Linked DNA regions of Homo sapiens: region 1 is linked to region 2. Evidence: read pairs that join two places in POLR2A ChIA-PET (ENCODE). Cell type or tissue: GM12878. All regions are shown on one strand. Each heading gives the region's core, and the rest is flanking DNA. Links, peaks and the distances in the headings are about the cores only. Region 1 overlaps PHACTR1 (phosphatase and actin regulator 1). Region 2 overlaps HIVEP1 (HIVEP zinc finger 1).

Region 1 (7,522 bases), core at 1,139-6,138, 650 kb after region 2:
AGCAAGGCCAAAGGCAGGTATATTTTTCCTAAAATGAGTAGTTACTATGCACGTGTGAAGGTAAAAGACCAATGAAGAGAGAAGAAGATTCTAGAATGAGAAAAGGCAAGTGGAGAGTTAGAACTGACCGCTGAAGTGGAGAGGGGGGGCTTGCACAGTCAGATCAGCACTTCCCCTGAGTCCACACTGAGATGCCCTTTGTAGCAGGGAGGGAAGCAAGGTAAGATTTAATCTGTACTCCAGGTGGGCACTTATTAGATAGAAGAGTGGTAAACTCAGGCCACAAAAAGACTAAGTTCCTACAGCTGCAGAAAGACAAACATTAAAGGGTTTAGCCCATCAATAGGTTCAGCAGGAGCATCAAACCATTCTTATTCACACCCCAGAAACCTTTCTAGGTTCTTCTGCTGTGTTACAGGTAGGGTTGCAGGGGGCAGTGCAGGCGTTCAAAGAAATGTAAAGTCCCCTTGATCACCTCTCCTGCAGAAACAATGTTGCCAGGTTGTAGAGGCTACAAGTCCAACCCAAACACTATTATTTGTGACCAAATAAAGAGGAATTCGGTTAAAATGAATGAGTACTTATGTAGAGATAACACAACCCAGAAGTTAGTGGTTAGAAAAGGCCACTCAATTCTGCATGCATATACCTACTTTACATTCAAAATACCAACTCTAGAAACCTTACTACCAAACGGCTCCCAAACTTGTAGACATTTTTCCTCCACTCCCCACCTCTAAGTTGTAAGGGGGCAGATAAGAAAACTTCTGAAGATTTCAGATCTAGTTCTCTTTCTGTTTGAGCTCTTGCCTGGCAGTAAGGGAGTAGAGAGGGCTGGGCTGGGCACAATGCCCTCCTCCATGACCAGCGGGACCAGGGCTTGCACCCCAGAAGTAGTAACTCCACGCACGGAGCTGGGACCGCGGGCGCGGCACGCTCACATAGAGCAGCCTGTGGGTGAAGGAGACCGTAGTGTGCACTTGGGCAGCGTAAGCGCGTTTGGCGGGAGAGGGCACAGTGCTGACTGGGCATCTCTGCGTTGGAGTCGTCCCTTTCGCAAGAGCCTATCTGTGCCAAGGGCTGGAAACTGGGGCTGCAGGCGGGAGGCGGGGTGTCAGCCAAAAGCACTGGCCCCTCGGCCCTGTGGCTGGGAGAGGAGTCTGGGGGAGCCCCGGGCGCCAGCCAGGGATAGCCTGATCTCTGCTCCAGTCCACAGATCCTTAACGGATTTTCTTTCTCTCCCTTCACCCCTTTCTCTCCTTTGCTCTCTTTCTTTCTCTCTCCCTTTTTTTTCCTTTTTCCCTCTCTTTCCCACTCCCTCCCCACCCCTTCCCTTCCTCTCCCCTCCCCCTTCCCCTCCCCCTCCCCCGTGCGCGAGCCTCTTCCTCTCCCCTCCTCCCCCTTCCGCCTCTCTCCCTCTCCCTCCGTCTCCTTCTCCCTCTCAGCTCGCCGGGCGACCCTGCTCCTGCCTCCCACATTAATGGCGGCATCCTCGGAGGATGATATAGACCGGCGGCCCATCCGGAGAGTGCGCTCCAAGAGCGACACGCCGTACCTCGCAGAGGCCAGGATCTCCTTTAACCTGGGGGCAGGTAAGAACGCCCCTGGCGCCGCGCCCCCGCCCCCGCCCTGCTCCCTCCCTCCCCGGCTGTTGAGCCCCCGCCCCTCCCGGGCGTCCTCCCCGCCGCCCCCCGCAGTCGGGCGCTCAGCACTCGCGCTCTTTGTGTCTCCGGTGCGCAGAGGGCGTGTGTGCGAGCTACGGGGTGGGGGAGGGCGGCGCGTGCAGCCCCACATCCGCCCGAGTCCCACGCGGGCTTCCCCGGCACGGGGAGGAGGAAGTGCTGTCAGTGACCACAGTGATCCCGGGAATAACCCGGAGCCCGGGCCGCGCGCCCATGCGCAGGCTGCGGGCGCGGGGTCTGGCGAGGCTCCCCGGGCGAGGTTGGCTGGCGCGGCTACTACGGGGTGGAACTTGTTGGTGACATTCAGACTCTGTTGGCTTTGACGGGTTGACGCCGCCGCTGCGGTGTTGGAGTGGGGAGAGGGGGCGGGGCTGGCCGCCTGGAACGGAACCTTTTCCTTGCACCAAGCAGCTGGGAAGCTACCGTGCTGGTCATAATAGCATGGTCTGGAGAATGCACGTTAGGTGACTTGATGCTGTCCCTGGAACTGGTGCCCAAAGTGGCCCAGATCGAATTAAGTGAAAAGGGTAACTGAGGTACATGAAGGAGAGAAGAAATGAGAAGGGAAGATAGGGAGGAAAGGAAGGAAACGAGGGAAGGCAGTGGGGCGCTAGGGAAGAAAAGAAGGAAGGAGGGAAGGAAGGAAGGAAAGAAGGAGGGAAGGAAGGAAGGGGGGAAGGAAGGGAGGAGGGAGGGGGAAGGAAAGCAACAGAAGGAGGACTGAGGGATTCAGAGTCAAAAAATGCCTCAGTTGAGTCCACTGAAGGTTACTCAATGAGTAAAGTCCAGCATCTACTGTTCCCTCTGCTGCTGCTGCTCCTAACTCGACTCTAGAGTGCCTTACTCGTGTGTGGTCACTATCACTGGGAAGAAGTTGTTCACCACTAACTTCATAGCTCTGCCTTTTCTGAATGACTCCTAAGCTTCCATCCTAGTTTGTTTTCTCTTCCTGTCCAAGGTCCCTTATTATTCTAGCAACTATAATAAAAGTGAGGGCATTTTCCTGAAGACTGCCTTTCAAAATAAGTTATAAAGCAGATGGTAGGTTTTGCTTTAGGAAACTAAACTCTTGGAAATGGGACTAAATCAAACAAAATGTGTGTGTGTGTGTGTGCGCGTGCGTGCGCGTGCATGGTGCATGTGTTAGAGCAAAGAGAACCTTCAGATGATGGGTATTTATGCCCTGTTGAGAAGTTTCGACAAAAGAGAAAACTGCATAGAAAAACAAGATGCACTGACTAAGCAACCATACCCTTATGGCTGGAAGAATGGTAACTGAATGTGCCAGAGTGGCCAACTGCCTTGGAATATAATTTTCCTGTCTTGATGATTTGTGGTTTTAATCATGTATATCTTGTCACTTCTTAAATGTTTGCCTCTGACTTTGGAGCTGAAGACAAGTTTATTTAGAAAGCTTTGGCATTTTCTATGGCATGCTGTAGTAGTCCATGGTTCCCACTTTGGAATTGTTAATCCCCTACTTCTATGTTTCAGATTCAGCGTATGGTTGTGAGGGGTCTCACAAAGGACCGATAATAGTTTCTTTTAGGAGCAAGATTGTTTTCCCAACCAAGTGATATTGGAAATTAGTCTATTGACCCCTTTGCTTAGCCCAGGAGGAACAGAGCCAAAGCAGCAGTTAGTAAATGTTGTTTACCTTCTACTAGTACTTTTATCACAAAACAATAAAATAAAGTGCTAAACAAGAGTTTCAAGTTTCAGCTGCTACTCAATTAATTACTTTGTCACCAGATTAAACCTAGTGACTTGCAATCTTTTATTTTGGTTAAATTGCTCTGGAGTCCAATTTAAAGATTGGCTCAGACAGGACTTATCTATGTTTCATCTGGAAATAAATAAGCCAGACAAGCACTCAGTCCCTTCTATATGTCCCTTAAAATATTCCTAATGTAAAGTGTCAAGAAAGACACCAGTAAGAGAGAAATGCAGAGAGGATATTGTTAAAGGAGGAAGGGCATTAGCAGCCTGGTCTGTACTGCAGTCAGGGGAGCTGTCCTCCCTTGGTGGTGCTGAAGCGAGACAGAGAAGTGACTGTAAGTTGGACAGTGGAGGGATGGGTACTCTTTCCCTCCTGTGATGGAATCCCGAAGAAAATGCATAAGATCAGGCTACCAAAAACTTTTTCATCCCTCTCCACCTACATTTGCTGCCTATTTACTACGCATCACGCCTACTGCTCCGCTGCTCAAATCGGGCGTTTATGCTCTAATTTTGCGCCAACTGCTCACTCCTGGGGCTTGTTTATTTCCAGCTGGTTTCTGGTTGCTTCCCTAACGAAGTAAGATCCACTCACAGATGTGCCTTTCTCCCGCATTTAAGAGTAATTGTAACCCCTGGTTTTAAAAGCAAACAGCCTTGTTTATCTCCTTAAGCAGCAAGTTGTAATTAAACTATTAGTGTTGTTATCAGCATTGCTGAACAGAGAAGCATGCACACTCCCAATAAATTACATAATCTGGGCATAGAGATAATTTTGTTTATGTCTTAACCACAATTTATGAACACTTAAGCAAGTCCTGTGCCCTTTCTTTCCAATCCTGCCCCCAAACAATTACTTATTGTTTATTCTTTCCAGAGAAATTTTTTATTGGCTTAAACTATTTATGTTTAATATTTGCTTTCCCACACCAGTAATTATACATAAACCCATGTTTGATATTTTAGAGGTTTAGCAATGCTTCAAGGAATACATATACATATATTCCTTTTACTTGGCTGTCACTAAATCATTAAACTAATCGTCCAGTTGCCAAATAAAGTGGACTGGGCATTTTGAATACTAATTAAACACTTAAGGATTTTTCAACTACACCCTATCTCCAACAGTACTTAATAATATCATTTCAGAAATAACTCTGCAGCTTGAGTGAAGGATATACTTCTTCACCTACAGTGGCAAGTCAGTCAAAGAATAGCACCAAAATGTGGGTCTTTCATCAATGTATGAAGATGCTAATTTCAAGTTTCAGCTAAAATTGAGAGCATAGATAACAGAAATTTTCTGAACCATGACTTTTATTTTTCTAAGAGTCCTTTTTCTAGGTTTTTAACTTCTGTTCAGCATTTAGTAGACACAAACATTGATAGATGATTGAAGATGTTATCAGTGCAAAAGAAAATTAAGTCAATATATCTGTCGAAGGTTACCCAGACACATCAAAGATTAAAACATTCAAAAAGGGATTTTTCCCCTAAGGAATTCAAATGTGTTAAAAGGACATCCTGGAACAGAAGAGTCTGTTCACACTATTAGTAGCAAGTGTTTCTAATTGTATTCTCACTTAGAATGAACCCATCACTGACATTTATCTTGTAAGAGTGCAGCCTGCCTTATGAGGTCGTTCATTCACTGCATTGCAGTCAGTGCAATGAAGAGTTGCAGCTCATCTGGCAGGTACATTCCCATGGGCTAGTGTATTCTATTTATCTTTAGATTGACAGTATATGGAGGATTACCTGATACATAGAAGCTGCTGAAACTGAAAAACTCTATAATTACATACTAAAGTGAATGAAAGTAAGTAGAAAAATTAAGCCCATCTTATATTTCTTAAAGGGGTGTCAAAAGAAGGAAAGCAAGGCATCCTGATGATTTAGGCACAAAACCATTATTAGGCACTATTGAGAAAAATGTGTCCTTTTCTAATCATAAGGAGGTTTAACTTCTGTTGATATATCAGAATTGCTTTGTATGGGGGAGAATTTAAATTAACAGTATGGTCAACACCAGCATAATTATTCTCTTTGGAAAGCTGAGATCTGTTTTGGTTCTGGATGTCCACCAAGGATAGCTGTTTCTGGCCTTCACTGGTCTCTTTCACCCTTTCAGGCCCAGAGGACAATGGCAGTCAGAACTGGCTTGCTATGGTTTCCTATAAGGATGGATGGGTCTACAAAAAGAAGTTATAAACTAGGTCCCAGGGTACCTCTCTTCCACCCTTATCGCTTAGCTAAATAATGGAGGCCCATGATATAGAGAAGTGGCAGCTCAGAATGTGCCATCATCACTTAGCAATGAGAACTGTCCCTAGGCAAGTTGTAAATATATATATATATATATATATATATATTTTTTTTTTGAGACAGAGTCTCACTCTGTCACCCAGGCTGGAGTGCAGTGGTGCCATCTTGGCTCACTGCAAGTTCCGCTTCCCAGGTTCATGCCATTCTCCTGCCTCAGCCTCCCGAGTAGCTGGGACTACAGGCACCTGCCACCACGCCTGGCTATTTTTTTTTTTTTTTTTTGTATTTTTAGTGGAGATGGGGTTTCACTGTATTAGACAAGATGGTCTCGATCTCCTGACCTCGTGATCCACCTGCCTTGGCCTCCCAAAGTGCTGGGATTACAGGTGTGAGCCAGTGCGCCTGGGCTGGCAAATTGTAAATATTATTGCCATCCTGATCTGAGATTGCTTCACCAACCTAAAGGTTTTGATAGGCATCCTCCTTCACTCTTTTGCTGAAGAATGCCAGTGTGTTCCTCACTATATTTTTTGTTACTGATTGTAAATTGAAGGCAGACCATGTGGGTCTGGCTTTTATTTGGTGGCCCAAACTCTTAAGTATTGCTTCCTGTATTTGGTAGGCAGAATTCAAATGGTGGATCTCACAGCTCACCAGGAGCCTCTAGTGTAGAAGCCTTCCCTCCTTCTGTGCTATATATAGTTAGAGCTAGCTAACCTGATAATCTCATTATGTCATGCATTAAGATGGTACCAGTGAAGATCACCCCAGATAGTGTAATGAATATTTGAAAGGTACAAGGAAGTAAGTACAGTCGGCCTTCGGCATTCATGGGTTCCACATCTGTGGATTCAACCAACCAGGGATGGGACATATTTTTAAAAAATGAATGGCTGCGTCTGTACTGAACATGTAAAGAGTTATTTCATTATTTCCTAAATCATATAACAACTATTTACGTAGCATTTACACTGTATTAGGTATTATAAGTAATCTAGAGATAATTTAAAGTATACAGGAGGATGTGCTTAGGTTATATGCAAATACTACACTATTTTATGTAAAGGATTTGAGTATCCACGCATTTTGTTATTCGCAGGGGATCTTGGAACCAATCTCATGGTTACCAAGGGGTGGCTGTAATTAACACTATGAGTAAATGGGAAGCACTTTCCCATAAATATTTGTGAAACAACTTGAACACAGAATCTATGTTGGGTAATTAGATTTTCTTAGACTCTTTGGTCTGAGCATCATTATTATTTTTAAACATGTAAGTATGGTATTTACAATTACCTTATGGCTACATGGTAAATTACTTTTTTGGTTTGTCTATATATGTCTATATAATTTAATTCTATAAAATCCCACAGAGGCGTGTTTTATAGGAAATATCTGAGGCAAGAGTCAGAAGAATTTGATTCTAATGCATCAATTTCCTAAGACCATGGGCAAGCCATTTAACCTTTTGGGGTTTGATTCACTCAGCTCTAAGATGAGGGTTTTAGATTTAAAGTCTCTGAAGTCCCATTCAATCTAAAAATAACTGACACTTCTAACTCCAGCTGTATTACTGGATACATACTACACCTGATTTTATAGATAGTCTTATTTGTTGTATAAAACATATAAAATAGCTTCATTACAATAAGAATGAAAATATTTGATCACAGCAAAGTTATGGAAATTTTTGAGTTAAAAGAAGAATGAATCTCTATTATATAGGCACATTTATATACAAAATATTAGTTATATTTTTAATTTGAATATTCAGGGATTATTCAAATTGATGATCTCTAGATATTTGTTGTATAATAGAGTAAGATATTAAAGAAATTTTAGCAATAAATGGAGAG
Region 2 (7,522 bases), core at 1,613-6,612:
AACTGGGAGGAAGTCTATAAAATGAATTTAAAAAATTAAAAAGCAAAGCATGGAGATAACAAAGTATTTAACCAACAATATGGTGTTCTTTTATTGCTTCACTGTGCAAAGGGTATTTTGTGGAGCTATGCTATATGCAGGAAATTTATCAAACTTTGAAGGATGTAGCTTAGAATTTTTCCCTGACCACCAAGCAATGGGGTATAAAATTATTTTATTTAAGAAAAGCGTTGGAAGTAGCAAATAAGATTCTGTGGATGAGTGGGAAGGGCAAGAAGAGGACTTAAAAGCATTGCAATGAAAACAAATGTATGTAGTAACATTCATGCATGGCCTGATCTGCGGTGGGAGGTGGACTGCAGGAGCCCGAGGAGCAGACGCTTTGGGAGTCCAGCCCACTGTGAAGGAGCAGGAGCCAGAGGGAAATGTCACTGAGTTTTTTTTTTTTTTTTGAGACGGAGTCTCGCTCTGTCGCCCAGGCTGGAGTGCAGTGGCGGGATCTCGGCTCACTGCGGGTTCACGCCATTCTCCTGCCTCAGCCTCCCAAGTAGCTAGGACTACAGGCGCCCGCCACTACGCCCGGCTATTTTTTGTAGTTTTAGTAGAGACGGGGTTTCACCGTTTTAGCCGGGATGGTCTCGATCTCCTGACCTCGTGATCCGCCCGCCTCGGCCTCCCAAAGTGCTGGGATTACAGGCGTGAGCCACCGCGCCCGGCCTCACTGAGTTTTTGGCCTGGAGGAGTGTGTTTATTTCAGCAGGCCCACCCCACATCATGTAGTTAGCCATTTAGTAACTGTTTAACATGACCCTTATATGTGAAGAAAAAACGTGGTAACATAGATGCAACTCACTTCTCCACACCCTCACCCTCTCACCTCTGCCTGGGGTCTCCTCACATCTTCCCCTATACAGTTTTGCCCACAGTCATAGCACAGCACTTACTACAGTTCTTAGTGCATGTAGTAGGCATTTGACAAATGTTTATTGAATCGATGATGGATGGTAGAGGTGTCAGAAAGGATGGATTCCTTTACTTAACAGGCAGGATTTGTAAACAGTGCGTTATTATTGCTTTGATTTCTTAAGTGTGGTTAGATATGTAATCTAGATTGCTTTTCTGAAGTAAGTTGTTTCTTTTGTCATATTAAATTATCTAATGCAGTGATGTATACAAATAGTTTGTGTATGTCGTCACAAAAATAAAAGGTTCCTTCTTTAACAGCTCCAAATGAATCCTTTCTTATGACTTCATTGAATCAGGAAGACTCAGACTACTCTCAGTGTAGTTATTTTGTGATATCATAACATCTTTGTAAACCTGGTGGGAGGTTGTGATAGTGTGAAGAACTGAGGATTCCAGATTTCTGGTGTTAACACTACAACTCAAACGTCCTGGTGGTAGAAATGTTAATCAAGGGGAGTTCACATTTCCCTGTTCTGGTAATAGACAGTATTGCCCTGGATTTAACCTTTTCTTGCTGATGTAGGGTCAGTTGGAGTGCTAGTAAACTATCTGCTAGCTGGGGCAGGCTTAGAGGGGTTGGTTGGGGAGGGAGTTAACAATTTATAGCATTTTTCAAAGTGGTAAAAATACTCCCCACCATGGATGATTTCAACCTACCGAATGGTTGCGGCTTGCAGAATTCCTGAATATTTGTTTAGTAGTGGAGTGGTCCACAGCACACATTGCTTGGAAAAATCATTATCATACTATATTCTTGTGGATTCAGCTACTGTATACAGTAAGAGACAGACATAACACTGACTGGACGCTAATCCTAAGTTTAGAGATCCTAGAACTTTCTTAGAAAAATCACTGAAGTCTTTGGAATCTTTCTCATGAAAGTGGAGCAAGAGGATATAAATTTGAAAGACTCAGGGCAGAGAAATGTAACTATTATTCTGTAAACCTAGTGTTTTAGTTGAAGGCTGAATCAACCTTCTGCTAAGTGATTTTCTTAAACCTGTAAAAATAACAGCAGAATACAGGGTGAGTATCCCTAATCTGAAAATCTGAAATCTAAAGTGCTTCAAAATTGGAAACTTTTTGAGCACTAATATGATGCTCAAAAGAAATGCTCATTGGAGCATTTCGGATTTCAGATTTTCAGAATAGGGATGCTCAGCCGGCAAGTATAATGCAAATATTCCAAAAGCTGAAAAAAACATCAGAAATCCAAAACATTTCTGGTCCCAAGCATTTTGGATGAGAGATAGTATGTGTTTGGTTTTCTCATCAGTGTCAGTTATCTTGTTAGCAACATTTAGATTTTTGTCTTTCAGCTTTCTGCTACTTTTGTACAAACCATACTGTACAACATTAGAGCAAGTTATAAAAATAGAAAATGTATTTATTTCATGACACTTCACATCAGTTGTCACTTTTCTATTACCTTTTGTGCTAACCCAGCTATATCATAGCCAAAGAGGACCTGTGTTGAGTTACAAAATTGTTCTTACCACTTTCTGTGAAGTACTTGTCAGGAGTCAGGCAAAGTGCTTATTGAAAAGGCAAATAAGAAGGTTAGTATAACAAATACTCTAAGTATATACTTGGTTTTCTTCTCTTAGTGGAGTGTTTAAAAGACATAGTTAAGTAATGATAACAGTGTATTTTTGAACTGTAACATTTATAAATACAATATGTATATAACATGTATAAATACAATATGTATATAACAAAAGGAGGAAAAAGGAAAATAGAGCTATATAGGCATAATGTTGCCACATCTCACTGGAATTAAGTTAATATAAACCTCACTGGAATTAAGTTAATATAAATCTAAAGAGACTCTGAAGATGTGAGGTAAGTCCTAGAGCTACTACAAAGGAAATAATCAAAAATCTCTATAAATGAAAAAATTATTAAAGAAATTAAATATTACATTTGAAAATATTCACTTAATGTAAAAGAAAACATTAAAGGAGAAGTAGAGGAACAAAAAAAGACACAAGACATACAGAAAACAAAAAGTTAAATTGCAGGCACAAATTCAGCTGTGTCAATAATATCAATAATATGAATGGATTAAACAGTCTAATCAAAAGGCATAGATTGTCAGACCAGATTAAAGAAACAAGATCTGACTATACACTGTCTGCACTGGCACTCACTTTAGATCCAAGACACAAATATATTGAAAGTGAAAGGATAGGAAAAGATGTATCATGCAAATAACAAGCATAAGAAAGCTGGAGTGGCTATGTTAATATCAAAAGGGACTTCAAAATAAAAAATGTTACTAGAGGTAAAGAGGGACATTTTCTAATGATGAAAGTGTCAATCCATCAGGAAGGTATAGCAGTTATAAACATGTATCCACCTGATAATAGAGCCTTAAAATACATGAAGCAAAAACTGATAAAAATGAAGGGAGAAATAGACAATTCAACAATAACAGTTGGAGACTTCATTACCCCACTGTTAACAATGGATGGAATCTTCTAGACAGAAGGTCAGCAAGGAAATAGAAGGCTTGACTACCAACACTGTAAGCCAAGTAGACCTAAATACTCCACCCAAGAACAACAGAATACACATTATTCTCCAGTATACATGGAATATTCTTCAGGATAGACCATCACCTAGGCCATAAAACAGTTGATCATTAAATCAAAAAGAATTGAAATAATATAGTTTGCTCCAACTGCCATGGAATGAAATTAGAACTCAGTAACAGAAAAATGTACTGATGTGAAAAAATTCTTCCAGTCCCACATTGTCCCTAAGAGGAGGAGAAATGTCAGTCAGCAAACCAAACTTCTGTTGTACAAATGACACCAAGGCTTTCCAGACAAGTAGACTAGGAACATTGCTGTCATACTGATAACAGGTAATTCTGCATTTGAATTCCTCTACATGAGGAAACTAGCAAAGATAAGTGCCTCTGGAAATGTTTTCTTTGAAACAAAAATACAGCTTGATGTACAACTACAATTCCTCCAAGAAAAACCTCAAAGTAAAAAACATCTTCGTAAATATCAAGCAAGAAGCGCATTATTTGAAGATACAGAAATAACATTTGATCTCATTTTCTTAAGGTAGAGTCAGAGCATGTTAAGAGCTGAAACTTTTAGTACAGAAATACACTTGTGACCCAGTGTTGTTATGTTGTCAGTTCTTAAGTACATACTTATAAAATGATTTTGTTTTTTTATGTTTGTTTTATTTTAATAGTGTTCAGTCTACTTTAAATATTTTGTATTTTAATAATTAGAATAATAGCTTTTTAAAGAAAGTTATTTTAAAACATCAAATAAAATATATGTTTATGAGTTTTTTTATGAGAAGGGTATTAAACATTTAGTTTCACTGAAGCTAAAATACCAGTGTTAATCCCGGCCCTGTAGTATGATAGAAATATACATGCTGAAATAGTGGTGTAGCCATTTTGTCCTAGTATTGCAATTGCAACCAGCGATGGTGTTGATTATGTAATAATAATAATAATAATAATAATAATAATATCAACAGAAGCAATAATAATGAACTAAAATTGAAGTTCTGGGCACAATGCCAAGCTGTCTACATGCATTATCTCAAATAATTCTCACAACCCCATGAGGTGCCATTATCTGTGTTTTGCAGATAATGAAGGCTCAATAATAGAACTTACCCAAGGTCACATAGCTGAAGCGGCAGAGCCAGAACCTAGACCCTGGCTTCCCTGTCTTCAGAGCTCACCAGAGGACATATGTGAACAGTGATGATTTGAGAAAAAGTGAGCGGAAGTGGTAACTGGATGCAAGAGTCCAGGATAGTTTCTAGTTTAGACAACTGCATGAATGGCTGTGCCACACATGGAGACTTACTATTTTTTTTTTTTATCTATCTGGACTTAACTGTATTAGGCAGCTGTTATTATATTTAATATTCTGGAAAATTTAATATACGTTACTTGAAAGTTTTGAGTGTTTTTGAGGGAAGGAGAAGAGTATTGTGTAGGTCTTCAATAGTGTATTCTTATTTTCTTCCTCAGAGACCTGTTAAAGTTTTTGCTTTCTTGGGCTAATTTTATTTATAATATAAGTTAAATTTTATGTGTTATTCAGGTTGTCTAAGTTAAAATAGAATACAATATTCTCATAATTTTAAAGAGTTTCTTTTAGTTTTCCATTTGTGCAAGTTTGTTGTGGCAAATTCTTTCAAGTGTCATATATTAGAAAAGGTCTATTTCACTTTCATTGTTGGAAAATATTCTTGCTGGGTTTGGAAGCATAGAAAATCTAGCCTGGCATTTTATTTTCCTGAGTACATTGTTGGTGTAGAGGTGTCACTCTATTGCTTCTTTGAAGGTAATCTGGCTTTTAAAAATTACTAGTAATTTTAAAAATTATTTTTAAGATTTTGGGCCTTGTCTTTGACTTTCATAGTTTCAAAGTGATGTGTACAGGTATGATTTCTCTATATTTGTCTTGCTTGTGGTTTAGAGTGCTCTTGAATCTGTAGATTCATGCATTTCATTCATTTTTAACAATTTTTAGACTTTATCTCCTTACATATTGCCTCTGCCTCATTGTGTATCTTTCCACCTTCTTTGTTTTGTTACTTTCTGGATATTGTATCCTTTGGTCTCCTAATACTTTATTCTGTGTTGTTTTCATCTGACTTATTCTCTCTCTCTCTCTTTCTCTCTCTCTCTTCGTTTCTCTCTCTCTCTCTCTCCTTTTCTTTCCTTTTTTTTTTTTTTTTTTTTTTTTCTGAGACAGGGTCTTGCTCAGTCATCCAGGCTGATATAAGCTCACTATAGCCTCAACCACCTGGGCTCAAGCAATCCTCTTGCCTCAGCCTCCCAGGTAGCTGGAACTGAAGGCATGCACCACTGCACCCAGATTATATTTGTTTTTTGTTTTTGTTTTTGTTTTAGAGACAAAGTCTTGCTATATTCTTCAGCCTGGTCTTGAACTTCTGGCCTCAAGCAATCTTCCTGCCTCAACCTCCTGAGTAGCTGGGAGTGGCAACCTCTGTGAGCCACTGCACCTAGCAACTGTCTTTTTCAGTTGTTCTAATCTAAATTTAAATCTATCTTAGTTCTATTATGGTATTTTTTTCAATTCTGTAATTTATATTTGGCTTTTCAAATATGCTGTGTCTCTTTATACTTCCAGTTTTCTGAAATTTTCAGTATTCTTGTCCTTAAGTAAGCACATTTATTTTAAAGTCTTTGTGTATTCATTCCAATATATTGGACCCCTGTAAATCTGTTTATAATGTTGGTTCTTTCATGTTGAATTCTTTTCTCAGATGCCTGGTTATCTTTGAATATATGATGGACATTTTATTTTAAAAATTATAGAAATGTTTTAAGCCTAAGTTGACAATATCTTCCTTCAAAGAAGATTTCAGTTTTCTTCGCCAGGCTTCTAGGAGAACTGACAATCTAAGATTCATCTTAATTGAGTTTTAGAGTGTGAGATTTTTGGGGCCATTGAAAGTGAGTTGCAGTTTATGTGAAGCTTGATCTTTATGCAATTTTCCCTTATTCCTAGAATGAAGCCCTTTAGGTTCTCAGCTGAAAACATGCAGGTTTTAATGCGGACTCCATGCATGGCATGCCCTGGATTCTGTCATTTGTACCTTTATAGCTCCTTTAGATTGTCAGAACCGCCCAGCCTTTTAGCTGCTCTTTTGAATAGACAAACCCTCCCTAATCAAAAGGAGCCCCAGCTACTGATCTCCCCTGTTTGGACTTTTATCCTCTCCAGGATCTTGGCTCAGTAACTTTTCACTATCTTTTTATTGCTTAATTGCCTTCAAGCTGATCATGTTTATATTTTGTCTAGGTAATCTGTTGTCCTGAGAGGAGGATCATCTGAATTACTTAATTACTTAATTCTTAATTACTATAAGTCCCTTATAAAAGTTCTTTATACATTATCATATTAACCTTTGCCTTACATGTTGCAGATACTTTCTCAGTTTCTCACTTGCTTTTTAAAATGAAAATTACATACACACACGCTCTCACACAGACACACTCCTTAGTTTTTATGTATTCAAATTGCTTTGCTTGCTTTTTTGCTTAGAAAGTGTAATCCCAGCCCAAGGTGAGCTAAATATTTATTCCTATTTTCTTATTCTTTTTGTGGTTTTCTTTCTTACATTGAATTATTGAACTTATTTTGGTACATGCTGTTTGCTTAAGATCTGTTTCTACTTTATCATCCAGTGTATGAGACTTGAATCTCTTTTCCCAAAAATTTTGAAATATGGCACCTTTTTCATTTACTAAGTACATATATACATATATATATACACATATATACATATATATACACACACATATATACATATATATACACACACACATATATACATATATATACACACACACATATATACATATACATGATAGGGCCTTTTTATGTATTTTTGGTTTATCCATTGATCTGATCTTGAGAAAATATTGTCTTAACCATTTAATATCTTTTCCATGAAGCTGTCTTTACATAATTTTCTTTCAGCATTTTATTGTTCAATTTAGAGTGATTATTTTCTCAAATGGAGATTGGAGGCATGT

The links. Peaks named below come from ENCODE experiments on the same cell type or tissue, not always from the same donor. Only the 100,000 strongest peaks of a DNase experiment are listed, where the experiment ranks them.
Region 1: POLR2A ChIA-PET joins it to region 2 with 8 read pairs; 1 of 35 experiments calls an interaction of 5 or more read pairs at or near these places.

Annotation. Positions count from the first base shown.
Region 1 is chr6:12,748,199-12,755,720 of GRCh38, forward strand. It overlaps PHACTR1 (phosphatase and actin regulator 1), which reads left to right. Exons shown (of 15, transcript NM_030948.6): 4 at 1,446-1,592. Among named protein-coding and RNA genes, the nearest start is that of PHACTR1, 35 kb to the left of the region's middle. RefSeq lists enhancers at 757-1,441, 1,567-2,068. In GM12878, for the core only: no CTCF peak of the experiment used is centred there; a DNase peak (open chromatin) is centred at 3,704; H3K27me3 peaks cover 299 bases.
Region 2 is chr6:12,098,748-12,106,269 of GRCh38, forward strand. All of the region lies in intron 3 of HIVEP1 (HIVEP zinc finger 1), which reads left to right. Among named protein-coding and RNA genes, the nearest start is that of HIVEP1, 90 kb to the left of the region's middle. RefSeq lists an enhancer at 583-1,082. In GM12878, for the core only: no CTCF peak of the experiment used is centred there; no DNase peak of the experiment used is centred there; H3K27ac peaks cover 1,383 bases.